2 separate regions of the Homo sapiens genome follow, and region 2 is linked to region 1. Evidence: chromatin loops called from intact Hi-C (ENCODE). Cell type or tissue: GM12878. All regions are shown on one strand. Each heading gives the region's core, and the rest is flanking DNA. Links, peaks and the distances in the headings are about the cores only.

Region 1 (7,923 bases), core at 1,058-6,057:
TGTTAGCCAGGATGGTCTCGATCTCCTGACCTCGTGATCTGCCTGCCTCGGCCTCCCAAAGTGCTGGGATTACAGGCATGAGCCACTGCGCCCAGCCTGATGAAACTACTTTTATTCAATGATAGTGAACAAAGTCACATGAGTACCTTCTCCAAATGTGAAACACATTTTTAATTAGAATAACACTCCTTTGGTGCTTTGATTATATATGACTTAAGTTTACCTTTCCCTTGACATTTGTAATTAGAACTCCACTGGTTGAATTATAAGAAGCATCACAAGGGGTGTGTGTGTGTGTGTGTATTCTGAAAGTACCACAAGTCTATAAAACAGTGGTTGAATTATAAGAAGCATTGCAAGGTGTGTGCGTGTGTGTGTGTGTGTGTGTGTATGTGTGTGTCTATTCTCTAAGCACCAGACTTGCATGCACCACAATTTGGGCAAGTCTATAAAGCAATGGTGGGATTAGGGAAAAACAGTTTGAGGAGGATATTATCATCTTTATTTTCTTTCTTCACTAGTCATTGAAGTTCTTCTCTGCAGTACAGTTCTCATAGCACTAAGTTCCTTGAGCCGATGTGAAATTCCTCTGTCCATGATTCTGAACTAGGCTGGTAACTTCTGTTCAACCTCTACCAGAATGATTGAACCTTATCAGGAAAGAGGCAGTGGTTGCAGAAGTGAAATAATGCAGAGACAGAGAAAAATGAAGAGACACTGTTGAAGGAAAGGGCACTGAGATATTGTTAAATTAAAACAGAAGCTTCTATTTTGACCTCATTTTCAAACAGGTACATTTACCAAAAAATATTAATAAGAAACGTATGCTGAGATTTCCAAGGTTGTTCAATTATCACCAGGAACAACTATCTTGGTAAATGTGAACAAGCCAGTTTTCATCCAAAGTCCTGCACAATTCCATTGTTTTTCTTAAATTTACCTTAATTAAAATACCCATTTTTGTTACCGTTGTAGAACTCAATGTCAGTTAGGTTCAACAAAGGAATAAAGCTGGTTTAACATATTTTTAATTTTCTGTCACAGTACTGACATTGCTTTTTTATTTGTCTATAAAGTTGAGATTGCCTACTATCCTCACACTCTCTTCCTCTTTCATAGTCTTGACTTCCATGTTTAGCCAGGGCCTAAAATCTTCCACTTAGCATAGAAGATAAAGTTGTTCCTACTCTCCAGGGGCTCTTCACCTAACTTTTCTCATTGCAGCAGTCTTATCTCTCATAGCTGAGAACTTTTAATTTCAGTTCTTCCTATCAAGTCCACTAATTTGATTCTTCCCTGTTCCCTCAGATAACTTCCCTATTTCTCAAGGGTCAGAAATTCTCCTAAGCCTAGACATGGGCTGTTTCGACTGCCCTTTCTTCTGAGTCAGTGGTTTACCCTACGGCACCATCCTTGCATGCTCTGAATCAGGTTTGCCAAATATTAAGAAAATGACAGCCCCCACATAACACAGTGCTTTAATCATGGAGGAAGGAGCCGTTGTCTTTTATATGGTTTGGTTGTGTCACCTAAATCTCATCTCAAATTGTAATCCCCATGTGTCAAGGAGGGACCTGGTGGGAGGTGATTGGATCATGGGGGGCAGTTTCCCCCAGGCTGTTCTCCTGCTAGGGAGTTCTCATGAGATCCGAGGCTTTAAAAGTGTTTGGCAATTCCCCCTGTCCCTGGCTCTCTGTCTCCTGCTGCCATGTAAGAGACGCCTTTCTTCCCCTTTGGCTTCTACCAGGATTTTACATTTCCTGAGGTCTCCCCAGACATGCAAAACTGTGAGTCAGTTAAACCTCTTTTCTTTATAAATTACCCAGTCTCATGTTGTGTTTTTATAGCAGTGTGAAAATGGACTAATATGGTCTTTGACCTTTTAGTTAGTTATTTTTAGGGAACAGTTTCCTTTCCCTCCAGAGAACTTGGTATAGAAGGAGTTCACTATAGAGTTAGGTAAGAGTGAAATAGAGATTTCTACTTATTATAAGGGTTAACAGATGTAAACAGGGCCCACTTTCATAATTCATTACTGTATAGCCAGTGACTCATCATGCCCATATTTTTTCAACTTATTTGTATTCACATTACCACTGATCTAGTTTTAGTCCTCAGTACCTTTTACTTAGGCAATTGCAAACTGATCTTCTGAGACTGATCTTCTAACCAATCTTCCTTTGTTAATTTCTTCTTCCACATTAAATCTAATCTCTACACTGTTAAAGATCAATGTCTTTAAAGGACGGGCCTTTCTACCTAAATATTTTTAATGACTCTTGTTTTTCTTGAATGTAAAGGACAGTTGGCCCTCTGTATCTGTGGGTTCTACATCTGTGGATTCAAACAGCTGTTGATTGAGAATATGCTAAACAATAATAATAAATAGCAATGCAACAATAAGAAACACAAATAGAAATACAAGATCACAACTGTTAATGTAGCATTTACATTGTATTTGGTCATGTAAGTAACCTAGAGATAATTTAAAGTATATGGGATGACGTGCACAGGAAATACACAAATACTGTGCCATTTTATATAAGGCAGTTGAGTATCTGCAGATTTTGGTCTCTGACAGGGGATCCTGGAACTAATCTCCTATGGATACCAAAGGATAACTTTATAGCTCTTTTCACATGGCTTTGAATATATTTCTTGATTCCTATTTCTCTCTCTTTTTACTATGGTAAAGTATTATCACTGTTTTTAGTGTTTCTATTTTTTTGGTATCAGTTCTGTAGCTTATATTAGTTTGATAAGTTGCATAGATTTAACAAGATTCTTATCCTCCAACTTGATTTCAAATTCCTAAGGAGTTTAAAATAAGTTGATTTGCTTAAATTATTACAGGAGAAACAACCCTTGACATCTCTTGGCCAGTGTTGGGCACAATCATGCCACAAGGCAGTTACAGCTGCTCGAAAGGAGCCTCATGTGAGACTTCAGGGAGTACGCCTAATCACAGACTCTTGATTGTATCATGCCTGTTAGTCCTCAGCACACTGTCTGCAGTCCTCACGCAGAGCAAGCACATAATGTCCTATGCACAAAGGCTTAATCTAGACAGAGAGTTTCTTAATTAGGAAAACTGTTAACCACAAGGCCGCCAACTTTCTAAAACCCATGAATCAAGAAGTGGTTGCTGAGCCATTAGCTTCCTGTGGTCAAGAAGACTGCCTATCTAATTTTGGCCTACCTCCAGCTCTCTCTAGTCTCAGGAGCACTTGATATCTTCTCTACTTAGAAAGTCATAAGATCATTAGGTTAGCTTTTGATATTAACTACAAAGACCAGACATCAGGGTGACTACTTCAATGTGTGGATCTATGAGACCTCACAACCCCAGACCCATTTAGTGGGAAATATACTTTGGTACAGCATCTATGAAATTAAGATAAAATTTACTATCTATATTCCCAACCAGGCTTAGTTAAACCATAGTTTTCTTGGGGTAGATTATAAATAGTTTCTTTTAGGCATATTTTATTCCTAAATTTATGGTGGCAAAATAATCATAAAACTGACTCAGAAGATTAAGAAAATGGAGCTGTCATCCTGAAGCTGCTAATAGCTCATAGTTCACCAAGTTGTAGATTGGCACCTTTTTGATCATCTCTCTTTCTGGCTTGGGTTTATAGCTTAACATTCTTTCTTACTGAGTGGTAGACCATAAACCCAGGAAAAAATATTTGACTATTACCCACGGTTGATCAGGGATACTGTATAAGACTCCCCCATCTTCGGGTAATATTAGAAAATAGGTCCATCCATCCTCACACATATATAAGAAACCTGATGTCTATTGTAATAGAGGCCATCTTCTGAGCTTTAGGAGGCTGACCATAAAAAAGTTATTCCCCCAAATCACATTTTTTACTTCCATTATTTAATAGTATTTAAGAACATGAAACCTCAGGATAATCCTAGTACATGTAAGCCAGGAGAACCTCCAATTTTACTCATTATATGAAAACTACTCTTTTATTCCTTTTTTTTCTGAGATGGAGTCTCACTCTCACTGAAGCAGGAGTGCAGTGGCCTGATCTCGGCTGACTGCAACCTCCGCCTCCTGGGCTAAAGTGATTCTCTCGCCTCAGCCTCCCGAGTAGATGGGATTACAGGCGCGTGCCATCATGCCTGGCTAATTTTTTTGTATTTTAGTAGAGATGGGGTTTCACCAAGTTGCCCAGGGTGGTTTTGAACTCCTGAGCTCAGGCAATCTGCCACCCTGGGCCTCCCAAAGTGCTGGGATGATACGAGTGAGCCACAGCACCCAGCATTTACATTCCAGATCAAGATCCCTTTCAAGCCACGATGCACACAATGGTTCTACTTTGGGGAAGGAAATCAGAGCTGCCATCAACTCTGACAACTTTCCTTTAGCCAGTTCCTGGCGCTGGAGCGTTCCATAATGGATCTACACAGCTCTGGTTGGCTTCTTAGAAAGGGCCTGCTTTTCCTTTCATCTTTAGGTGACTGCCGATAAAAACACACTCAATAGGAAATTTACCTTTCCCTGATTTCTGTGAGCCACTAACTCGACCTCATAATATTTGAGACGTACTTTAAAAGAACCCCAAATCACGCACTTCCAAAGGACTAGCATTTGGTAAGACCGTCTGCATATTAGCGATATAAGTTTCATCACACACCCAACTCCCAAAGGCAGTCTTTTCTCAATTAGAAAACTAAGGCCATCAACATAAGCTTAAGCATAGTACTACTTCTATCCCCTCACCCTCATGAACTCATTCACAATTTTTTTTCTCACTCCAGGGTCTAAATCTCAAGCCAGTGCTGGTACTCACTTCTGGCTTTGAGTATCACAGGAGTGCCAACTTAATATGGCAGCTAGCGGGGCCAATCCAGCCTCAGAAAAATGAAATTGCTAGTTAAGAAACCTGAAGACAGTATATTTGTTGATGAGAAAAAAGTATTGTATTGAAACACATTTCCTTCTCTGTGTTCAATTTGCTTATTCAACATTTATATATTAGTATACATTTCAGCTCTTTATATATCAGATTCTTAATCTTGACCCCTAAGTCTCTAGGGCTTAAATTTATGAGGAAATTAATGAATCTTAGCTACATCAGAGTCAAGCTTAATCTTCTAATGCCTTCCAGATATTCTTGAGTTTGAAGAGTAGCAAATTAAAACCACTGATACATCCTTTATGAAGGCAGTGTTTGAGTCGTCAGTCTTAAAGTGGTGCAAGTTTAGTAACTACAGAAAATATCATGTTACATTGAGCAGAATAATCACTTGTGTTAGAAAATTACCAGCTATTAGCTGGGAAACACTGAAAATAACCCCACTAAATAAGATGGAAAGTGTAAGAAATGCCATGGTTTCTACACCTACTGGTTCTTTCCAAGCTGTAATTGATAATGGCTGTTGGGCACATCTAATATATATAAAAGTCTTAGAGAGAAAAAAAAAAGAGGAACACTGAGGGTGATAATTGTATTTTCCAATGAAGCATATATAGAGTATGTTTTTAGGTATCTTTTAATGAATGAATACCTTATTCCATGAAGGTAGATGACATAGATTCCCTCTTACAGACAGACTATATAGTAGTCAGAGAGAACAATAAAATAATCACTGCTAAAAATGTGTGCTGCTGCTGCTATAAGCTTGTAAATAATTACTCACTTCTTATTTAAAGCAACAAGTTTGCTTAATCCATATACTTTCTTAAATATGAAACAACTTGCTCAAAGAACTGCACTGTAATCCATATTTTCAGATATGACAAAATCTATCTAAGACTAGCAGATTAAGAGTTCTTAGTTTTTAGTCTGTCTTAACATTTAGAAAGAATATAAAATAAAATAATTAAGCAACACTTTAGATGTCATTTAAAAATGGTATATCTCAAATTCATAATTATTATGATATAAGTAATACTTTTTGAAATATTGTAATATAACAGACCCATATCTGAGCATTCTTTAGCATTACTTCCTTTAATTCTTGTAGCAACTTTTGGAGGTAGGTATGATAATTATTATTCATATTTTACAGATGAGATAATTCAGAAATCCAGACACTAAGCAAATATCAAGATCAGTGACAGTATCAGAGCTGAGATTTGAACTAGATCTAGCTGACTCCAGAATTTGATTGCTTTGCTTTTATGCGAAATTGATACAATTTTACACATCAATAATGCTCATTTCTGGATCTGTTCTATTAAATATTGTACTGTACACTTACATTATATTTTAAATTTAACATTACATTATGTATTGGTCTGAAAAGATTTCTAAGTATATGTACCAAATAAATGTAGATATATTTCTAGATTTCAAAAGTATATTTGCAAAGGAATTTCAGGATATATCCTAGAAAAATATGGCCTAGATAAACTAGTAATAGGTTGAATGACTGGACCCAAGGTGTGATAATTCATGATTGATATTGTACTCAGGGGTGGCTCTTATTGAAATGCCTCAGGAATTGCCTTTACATAGATTTCTAAAAATTGGTATATAATAGAGGTACATATTTTAGGGGTACCTGTGGTATTTTGATTTATTCATATAACATGTAATAATTAAACCAGGGTAATTGAAATACTCATTACCTTAAACATTTTTCTTTATGCCTGGAATATTCAAATTATTCTGTACTAGCTATTTTGAAATATATAATAAATTATATATTGTTGTAGTCACTCAACTGATTTATTGAGCACTAGGTCTTATTTCCCCTATCTAACTATATTTTTGTACCTATTAACCTCTCTTCTTCCCCACCTCCTCTGTATTCTTCCTGGCCTCTGTTATTCACCAATCTACTTTCTATTGGTATTTTGATACATGTTGCATTGAATCTGTAGATTGCTTTGGGTAATATGGACATTTTAGCAATATTACATTTTCCAATCCATGAATATGGACTTAGATTGTTTTTAACTGGAAAAGATAAAAATATAAAATACATACTTATACAATTTAAGGGTGACATATACCTGGGAAAATAATTAGTATATTAATAATGGAATTAATGTCTAAAAGATCTTAGCATATTACAACAATGAGCTGAAACTAACAAGATGGAGTATAAATCGTATATTAACCAAGATAACCTAGGTTATGATACAGTAATTAACAACTACCAAATTTCAGTATATTAATTAAATAAAATGTTATTTCTCATCCATGCAACATTTCCGTTTTTTCCCCTTATTTCTCAGAATTTAAGCATGCAACATATAGATATGAGGAGGAGGGTGCACTTTGATCTTCATAGTTGTTCAGGGAACCATGCTGACAGAGGCTTTGCCTTCATACACGCTGAATCTAGAAAAGAGAAGGTTCAAGTGAGAATTCATGTTAGAGGTCTTCAAGTATTCAAAAGATTAGGTTATAAAAGGGACTATATTGTCCTGAGCTTCTCATTGGACAGAACGTGGATCATTGAAGAAATTGTGTATAGGCAGGCTTCTGACCAATATAAGAAGATATTTCCAATAATAAGAACTGTCTTTGTAAATACTAAGTTTCCTACTGCTAGAGACTTTTAAATAAATTAGGTGCTCAGTTGTTAGAAATATTGCAAAAGAAATTTAAATATCAGATGCTTGATTATTTAAAACCTGTTCCAATCTTAATGTCCTATCCTTATATTCTATCATAATATAGTACCTGTATCAGTTAGACATTGCCATGTAACAAACCACTCCAAAACTCAGTGGCTTAAACAATGATTCCTTGGGTCTTGTCTACATTCACTCATGCATGTGTGGTCAGCCCAACAGAGGCCATTGCTCACATTTCTGGAGGCTCTTTGGCTATTCTGGAGCGGGGGCATTTGGGCTGTTATTCATCATCCAGCTGGCCAAACCAAACTTGATTATATGATGGTGACAGGATTCTAAAGAATAAGTGGAAGCATGCAAGGCCATTTGAA
Region 2 (7,923 bases), core at 986-5,985, 350 kb after region 1:
AAATTTAAGATGAACTAAATGAAATCTGTAACATTCCTAAAAAGATGCATTATTATAAAGATAGCAATTCCCCCCACATGGACCTACAGTTTCAATACAACCCTATGCAAATTTCAAAAGATATTTTTGTGCAAATTGACAAGACTTTTAAAATGCATGTAGAAATGCAAAGTGCTTAAAAATACAAAGGCAATCTACAAACTGGAGAACTACATTATTGGTTAGCTAATAAAGTAGAGTTCTTAAGAGAGTGTCATGTTAATGCATTTCTCAGTCCTTTCTCACACTGCTATAAAGAAATACCTGAGTCTAGGTAAAAAATAAATAGGTTTAATTGGCTCACAGTTCTGCAGGCTGTACAAGAAGCATAGTGGCTTCTGCTTCTGGGAAGTCCCCAGGAAGCTTTCAATCATGGCAAAAGGCAAAGAGAGAATGGGGCATCTCACATGGGGGGAGCAGGAGCAAGAGAGAGTGAGGTGGGATGTGCTGCACAGTTTTAAATAACCAGATCTCATGAGAACTCAAACACTATCACAAGAACAGCACCAAGGGGATAGTTCTAAACTATTCATAAAAACTCCACCTGCATGATCAAAGCACCTCCTACCAGGCCCCACCTCCAACATTGAGGACTACAGTTTGACATGAGTTTTGGTGGGGACACAGATCCAAACCATATCAGTGCATAACAAATAAACCAAGGGAATAAAATAGTCCAGAGGCCAATTCACATGTATGGCATGATGACCTGATTTGCATCAAAGATGCAAATTCAATGCGGTGGGGGAATAAAGGGTGTTCTAAATAAATGGTGCTAGATCAACTGGGCACACATACAGAAAAAAGAATTTATGCTCAGAATGGAGAAAAAAATATCCTACACAATTTCCAAAAATCAGTTGTCCATAGATTATAGATCATAACTAAGGAGTCTGAGGTAAGCACCCACGATCGGTTACAGATTAGTGTGAATGGGTAGAAGCTATATGGCAAAGAATTTAAAAATGAGGAAATGCGTTGATAGGGAAGAGAGCACACAAGGTCTACATTTTACAAGAGTTTGAATTTTGAAGGGAATTACAGAGTAACTGTTGGAAACTAAGCATATTTGAGGCAGCATGCGAAGAACCAAGACGGGGGTAGAGGTTGGAGGTAAAGAGGAGGAGACTGATTTGATGGAGAACAGGTAAAGGTCTCTGAGGAAGCAAAACTGCAAGAGAGAATGAAAGGAGATTGTTGATTCTAAATTACTCTCATATGCAAAAAGAGCAGCATTCCTGTTAATTTTATGCAAATGATGTCCTTTGTGGTATGTAACATTATTAATTTGTTATAGGTGGTTTGAACCTTTTGTCATGCAATGGCTAGATGAAAACGAAGATGTGTCAATGGAATTCCTTCATGGAGCACTGGGAAGAGACAAAAAAGATGGAGTGAGTTTAAATTACCTTAAGAAAGTTCATTGCCATGATTCAGTCACATTGCTTACTTTTAACCTAATGGGAATTATTAGACTCATTGTTATTAATTGTTTCCATTCCCCAGTGACCAAAATTAATTTAAAACACAATTTCAGTGGTCTGGTCAGAACCCTAGAAACTTGCCTACATTTATTAAAAAAAAAAAAAATCAATCACCCATTTTTCCCAAGATTTTCTTTAATTCTTACATTAATCTGAATCTACAGGTTTCCTAACCTTGTACAAAACATCTTTGTTGTCCTGGAACTTTTCCAGGATTTCTAGATTAGGAGCAGACATTCTCCCAGTCCCTGTGAAGCAGCTCCCAAAATCGTGAGCCACAACCGTCTTGCTAAGCTAACCTATTGCCTGTGGAGAAAATGAAAGACAAAAGAACCAGTACCTCAATTCAGCAGTGGAAAAACCAATTAGCAGTAGCTTGCCCCATGATATTAGTTCCACCACACTTTCAAGAAAAGGAGATTAATGATTTTAAAGTGGGTAAGCATTTTATTACTGGGAAATGTAAATATGTGATACGGGAGATTCAGTTGTTGATGGGAAACAGTGAAGATTTTTCCATTCCGCCTCTAATGTACTGTTTGGGATGGTTTCACCTCCTCTCCCCACAGTTCCAGCAGACATCTGAGCATGCTCTCTTTTCTTGCTCCGTGGTTGATGTCTTTGCTCAGCTGAATCAGAGCTTTGAAATTATTAAGAAACTGGAATGCCCTAATCCTGAAGCATTATCTCACTTAATGAGAAGATTTGCAAAGGTAGGTTAAATAAAATGAGTCTTCTTTTTCTCTGGGTCTGTGGCAATCTGAAAAATGCTATTGTTTTGTGGTGTTAGTCTTCTCTGTCACCCCATCCCAGTTTATTTGTAATTCTGTACTAGTAAATTCAGTTGTTTCCAGGATTCCCATCTGATTTCCTACACTTCCTGTTTCTTTAATATGGATTTATCATCTTAAAAACCTATTTATTGTTCACTTCGAGGACTCAGTTACTTATAATCGAAGAAATTACCATGGATTTCCAAATTACTCCCATTTCAAATGTGGTGTTTTCTAGCTGAAAGTAAGCCTTGGCAATTTCACATTCAAATTGCCAAGTGTTTTAGCAGACATTGTAGTATAGTGCAATGTATATTGAACTTGGAGCCATGAAAACTGATTTCTGATTACAAATCAACCAATAATTGTAATTGAATCTCAATAGTTCAAGTTTTTTATGAATTTAGTTTTCATATTTGACATATTGATTTTGATAAACCAAGTTCATCTTAAGGCCCCTTCTCCTCTTAAAATCTAAAATGGCTTACCATGTGCTTACTACTTTCCCAAGAGTTTCAAGGGAAATATAAGAAATAAAAGAAGCAGCCACTGTCTATCAAATCTCAGAAAAAATCCATATAATATGCAAGACCACATGACATAAACTAATTGAAAGATGACGTGAAAAGGGACACAATTCAGCTTCAAGCTTAGTGAGATCAACCGTAAATTGAGTGGAGGGAAATCTGATGAGAGCCGAAATAGACAGAGGCTTCATGACAAGGGCAGGGCTCATAGAAGACTAAAACGGAGAAGTTAGAAAAGTATTCTAAGCCAGAGGAATAGCGGGAACAAAGGAAGAGGTAAAGCTGAGACTGACATGGGAAGGGCAGGGAGAAACAACCCTTGTGGGGAGAAGCAGTAGGAAATGTTGGGAGAGTGAAGATACCCCAGATCTTGAAGAACTTTGCTTCCCAGGTTGAGAAGTTTAGACTTAATGTGCTGGTCAACTTAGGAAACGCAGAACCTTTGGAGATTTTTATGCAGGGTAGTGACATAACAAACATAGTAATTTAGGGAAACTACTTACACAGTTCTATGTCTGGCTGATCTAAATATAAGTCTGATTCCATGGATTGAATGATGACTGAGGTTTTAGGCTGTTCATTCAACAAGTGCTTGCCTATATGCCTCACTCGCACACACTATAAGCCACCTTGAGGGATGTAGTCATGAATAAGCATAATCTGTGACCTCAGAAAACTTGTATGGAAGGGCCAAAGCTGCAAACAACTATGACAAAGTCAAATGTTATAATCAGAGCATCTCAGAAGTTGAAAGAGGCCCAGAATATAGATAAAGAAGCAGAGACAGACAGAGAGACACTAAACTGTATTATATTTATTTGCCATGAAATATTCTGATCTCATCTTCATTAATTAAGACTAACCTCCTACTTTTAAAATATTAAATAATAGCCAGTAATCATTTATTTAAACCATTCTTAGAGATGACTTTCTGAGTCCCCTTAGATGATTCTAATTTCCCAATATAGCGAAATCTGTAGAGCATAATTCTAAAAATTCTCTAAGTCTTTTCTTGATGAGCAGCTGTGTTTGGGTGAATGCCAAGAAAAGAATGAAACTGGGTCATTAGGAATAGTGTTTGACAAAGTATGTCACGTACTATTCTTGGAATTCTGTAGGATGTAGGGGAAGCAGGCTCATATGAGAATTTAAAAATCTCAGGGTTAATATATTTAGGTTAATATATTTAGTAACATATGATAATTGTACCTGATATTAGAAAAGTAACTAGAATTCACCCTCAGAATAGTCAGGCAGGTAGGTTATGTAAGTTGGGCGACATGAGTGCACGGTAACAGAGTAGAAAGAATGCTGAATTGAGATTCCTAGACCCTGAGCTGCAGCCACCCGTTTGTAGCTCTGACCTTTCTTCAGCTGTAATACTGAACATAGCCACAATATGCCTGCTTGGGTATAACCAAATGTACTGAATGGAAGTATAAAAGGGTGGGAGGTCACAAGGAAGGTCATATTAGAATCACACTCAGGAAAATACATTCTCTGAAGCAAGAAGAAAAGAATCAGCTTCCATGTATTACTGAGGAGATGTGTGCTTTTATTGGTGCAATAAAAAATTCAATTAAGTAAAACATTTTTAATCCATGGAAATTCAACAATATCCAATTGTCAGCAGGATATAGTGTAAGAACAATGAGAAGCATTTTCTGGAAAAGAAGAAATTAGTGATTTTCATTGAAAAAGAAATTCTATTTTATTGGAATGATTTAAAAATCTCTTGCCAGCATTTCTCTTTTTAACTCTTGCAGTAACTTACTATACAGAATAATAAATAAAAAGCAAAATCAATTAAACATAAATATAAAAATAAGAAACATCAGTCAAATCCATTTTACCATTATCAGCCTTTCCTTTTTTTTTTTTTTCTTTTTGAGACAGAGTCTCACTCTGTCACTGGAGTGCAGTGGCACAATCTCCGCTCACTGCAACCTTCACCTCCCGGGTTCAAGTGATTCTCCTGCCTCAGCCTCCCAAGAGTAGCTGGGATTACAGGTGTTCACCACCATACCCGGCTAATTTTTTGCATTTTTAGTAGAGACAGGGTTTCTCCATGTTGGCCAGGCTGGTCCCAAACTCATTATCAGCATTTCTATCTATAATTTGTATTTTATATAACAAAGTAGATAAAAATCGTTTGTGTTTACTATAATTAGCCATTTCACAAGAACTGCAAACTATTGCAATTTGTTTTTATTTCATCAGATGTGACTGACTAATTAGTCTTGAAAACTCTACGCTTCTAAGTATTGGAATCCTTATATCAAAATATACTAAAATCCCATTATCTTTATGGGATTTATATTGATTTAAACAGTCTCCTGGAGATCAGACACATTAATTGTATCTGTAGAGATTTAAAAATTTTTGCATTTTAAAATGGGATTTAAAGGGACAATTTATTCTTACTAAACAGGATATAAGACTAAAAAAGGTACCAAACAAAATGCTTCAAATTTCATATCAAGAACATTCAGAAGCTATGATGAGTGATAAAATGGGCACATGAGTAGTTAATATTCCTATGATTATAGTGCTGCTCTTGACAAGTATGGGTAATTTAATTTTAAAAATAGATATGAAGTAATGTTATTTTTAATATTGCCTAAAAACAAATAAACAAATATTAAGTCCTGGGTATGAGTCTGGCTGTTTGCCAGGTGCTGCAGATACTGTGGTAAATGACGCACACATATTTATTTCTATTCCTTGTTCTCTGGGAACATAATTCTAATTTTTAACAATAATAATGATAATTCATTGAGCATTATTATATGCTAATCACTTTATACATTTTCTTATTCTTCACAACCATCTAATTAAATGGGTACTATTATTTTCCCTAATTTCCATCCATGATGAAACAGACTAAAAACGTTTAAATAATTGAAATGATATAGATAGAATCAACCACTAAACTATACTCACTTCTCATTCTGGTGTGATCAGAATTAAGTTAGAAATTTGGAGAATAGAATCTCACTATTTGTTTTTTACCCTTAAGGTCAAACCTAGGCATTTATGGTGACAGAAATGGGAGACCCTATCTTATGTTGGATGTGTTAAAATACATTACATAAATCCGTGAAGTCACATTTCTTCACAATATGACAGTTTTCTTGTCTTCCTTGTGTTGCTCTAATACTGCATTGTTCCATGCATAAAATGTGAATGAAAAGATGGATTTTGAACCACACTTCTTATCTCACTGATCATAAGAGCAGTACACTAGATGGAATAACTGGAAGTGTTGACAGGATATTTAGCCCACTCCTAACAGGGTGGCATTAGCTCAGAAAAACACAATGCCTTTGTCTGAGTAATTGATGGCCGTCCCACTCAATGCTCCACCAGTACCTGTGTGTCAAATCAGAACTGATTGTAGCTGAAAGATATTTCAGTCACCCTGTCTAATCCTTTAAATGCAGCAGAATCACTCTCTGTACTGCCACACTCCTATTAGAATTTCATTTTATTTAATCTGGAACTTTTTGAATAGCAGCTCTTTATAGGCATCCGTAAAAGAGCCCTCTACTCCTCATGACTATTTCTTTAGAACAAGATGCAACAGTCCCTGCTAGGCTGTTTGTTCCCTCTGTCTGCACTATACTCTCTTCTGAAGACCAGTAGTTCCCCAAAGATAAAATCATGACCTAAGCTCACACACCCAGAAGTCTTATGTTCCAGGCCTTGCCAGGTGCCCCGTCCATCACAGCTTTTCTCTGAAGAGTTACCTCCACCCTGCCATGCATTCGTTAAGATAGTGGTTCTCAAACTTTGTATGCATTGGAATTACCTTAGACTTGTTAAAACCCAGACAGCTGGAGCCCACCTCTGGCATTTCTGACTCAGTAATTTAGGATAGGACCAAATAATGTGCATGTCCAACAAGTTCCCAGGTGATGCTTATAATGGTGCTGATTCCAGAACTACATTCCGAGAAACAATGAGTTAAGCATGTCATAAGCAACAGCTTATTAGTATTAAAGAGCTATTGTGTGATAGTGGTTTACTTAGCTGAATAAATTAGAATGAAATTGAAGTTGCCCACAAAATGTACTTTGCACACTCTCATTCAAGTGTACATTGTACATTAGTAAAGATGGGAGTTATTACGGCAGTGTGCTTGCAACTCTTATAGGCACACAGCTTTAAGCTATATTCTTTTTTTTTTTTTTTTTTGAGACAATCTCGCTCTGTCGCCCAGGCTGGATATATTCTATATGACTGTGCACTTTGTCTTACCTGCAGCCCATCCTGACTTGCTAACCATTGGCATTTGTAGGCTATTACGTGTGAGATCCCAGGATTCCTTGTCTCTAAGCATAAATTCAAGGGACTAAGGTTTTCCTATGAAGTAGACTCAAGCTGTAGGCCATAGGGCATACTTCAAGAATTATCGTAAAGGGTATCCAGCTTGCTCTTTCTTCTTTAGAAAACGATAACAAAGGCAAAAAACAAAATCTATGCTGTTCAGCAAGTCACCCGGCAGCTGTAGGATGTAGGGGAAGCAGAATCATAAGAATTAAAAAATCTCACATGGCAGTAAGTTGTAGAGGATTTTCACACAGCCCAAACTTTACCTTAAGCAAGTTACAATGTCTGAGTTACAACGATTGCCTAAAGTCAGGTTTATGGTTTGTGTTTATATGTTGTTGTGTATGCAATACAATATAATAATTCTTCAAGTTTATAATGTCATCAAGAAGCTGTAGATTGAGAGTAGTATTCATACGTACAAACGAATAAGTATTTCATAGGTAAGTCCAAAGTAATTGAACAGTATGTCTAAAGTAAAATTTGAAGAGACACATTTGAAGATAATTCAGTCTGATCAGTCATCTGTTTACCAGGATTTATTGGTCTGCTGCTTGATAAGATTTTATATTTTCAAGGTCAACTTTCTATTTGAGCTGATGCATATTATCACGTTACTGTGTACTTCAACGAAGTATTGATTTTCTGTCTGTGTGTTATCTCTTATTTCAGGATTTCATTGTGATTTTCAAAGTGTGTAAGCAAGCTTATAATCAATTTAGCGAATTCAGGTTTATAAATTAAACATCTCTTCTTCAGCTTAACTCT

Evidence for each region. Peaks named below come from ENCODE experiments on the same cell type or tissue, not always from the same donor. Only the 100,000 strongest peaks of a DNase experiment are listed, where the experiment ranks them.
Region 2: a loop joins it to region 1, with 4 times the contacts of the local background. A loop is called at or near these places in 1 of 110 quality-filtered maps.

The regions. Positions count from the first base shown.
Region 1 is chr15:54,147,422-54,155,344 of GRCh38, forward strand. All of the region lies in intron 4 of UNC13C (unc-13 homolog C), which reads left to right. Among named protein-coding and RNA genes, the nearest start is that of UNC13C, 170 kb to the left of the region's middle. In GM12878, for the core only: no CTCF peak of the experiment used is centred there; a DNase peak (open chromatin) is centred at 3,020.
Region 2 is chr15:54,498,743-54,506,665 of GRCh38, forward strand. It overlaps UNC13C (unc-13 homolog C), which reads left to right. Exons shown (of 33, transcript NM_001080534.3): 21 at 1,337-1,433; 22 at 2,093-2,236. Among named protein-coding and RNA genes, the nearest start is that of UNC13C, 520 kb to the left of the region's middle. In GM12878, for the core only: no CTCF peak of the experiment used is centred there; no DNase peak of the experiment used is centred there.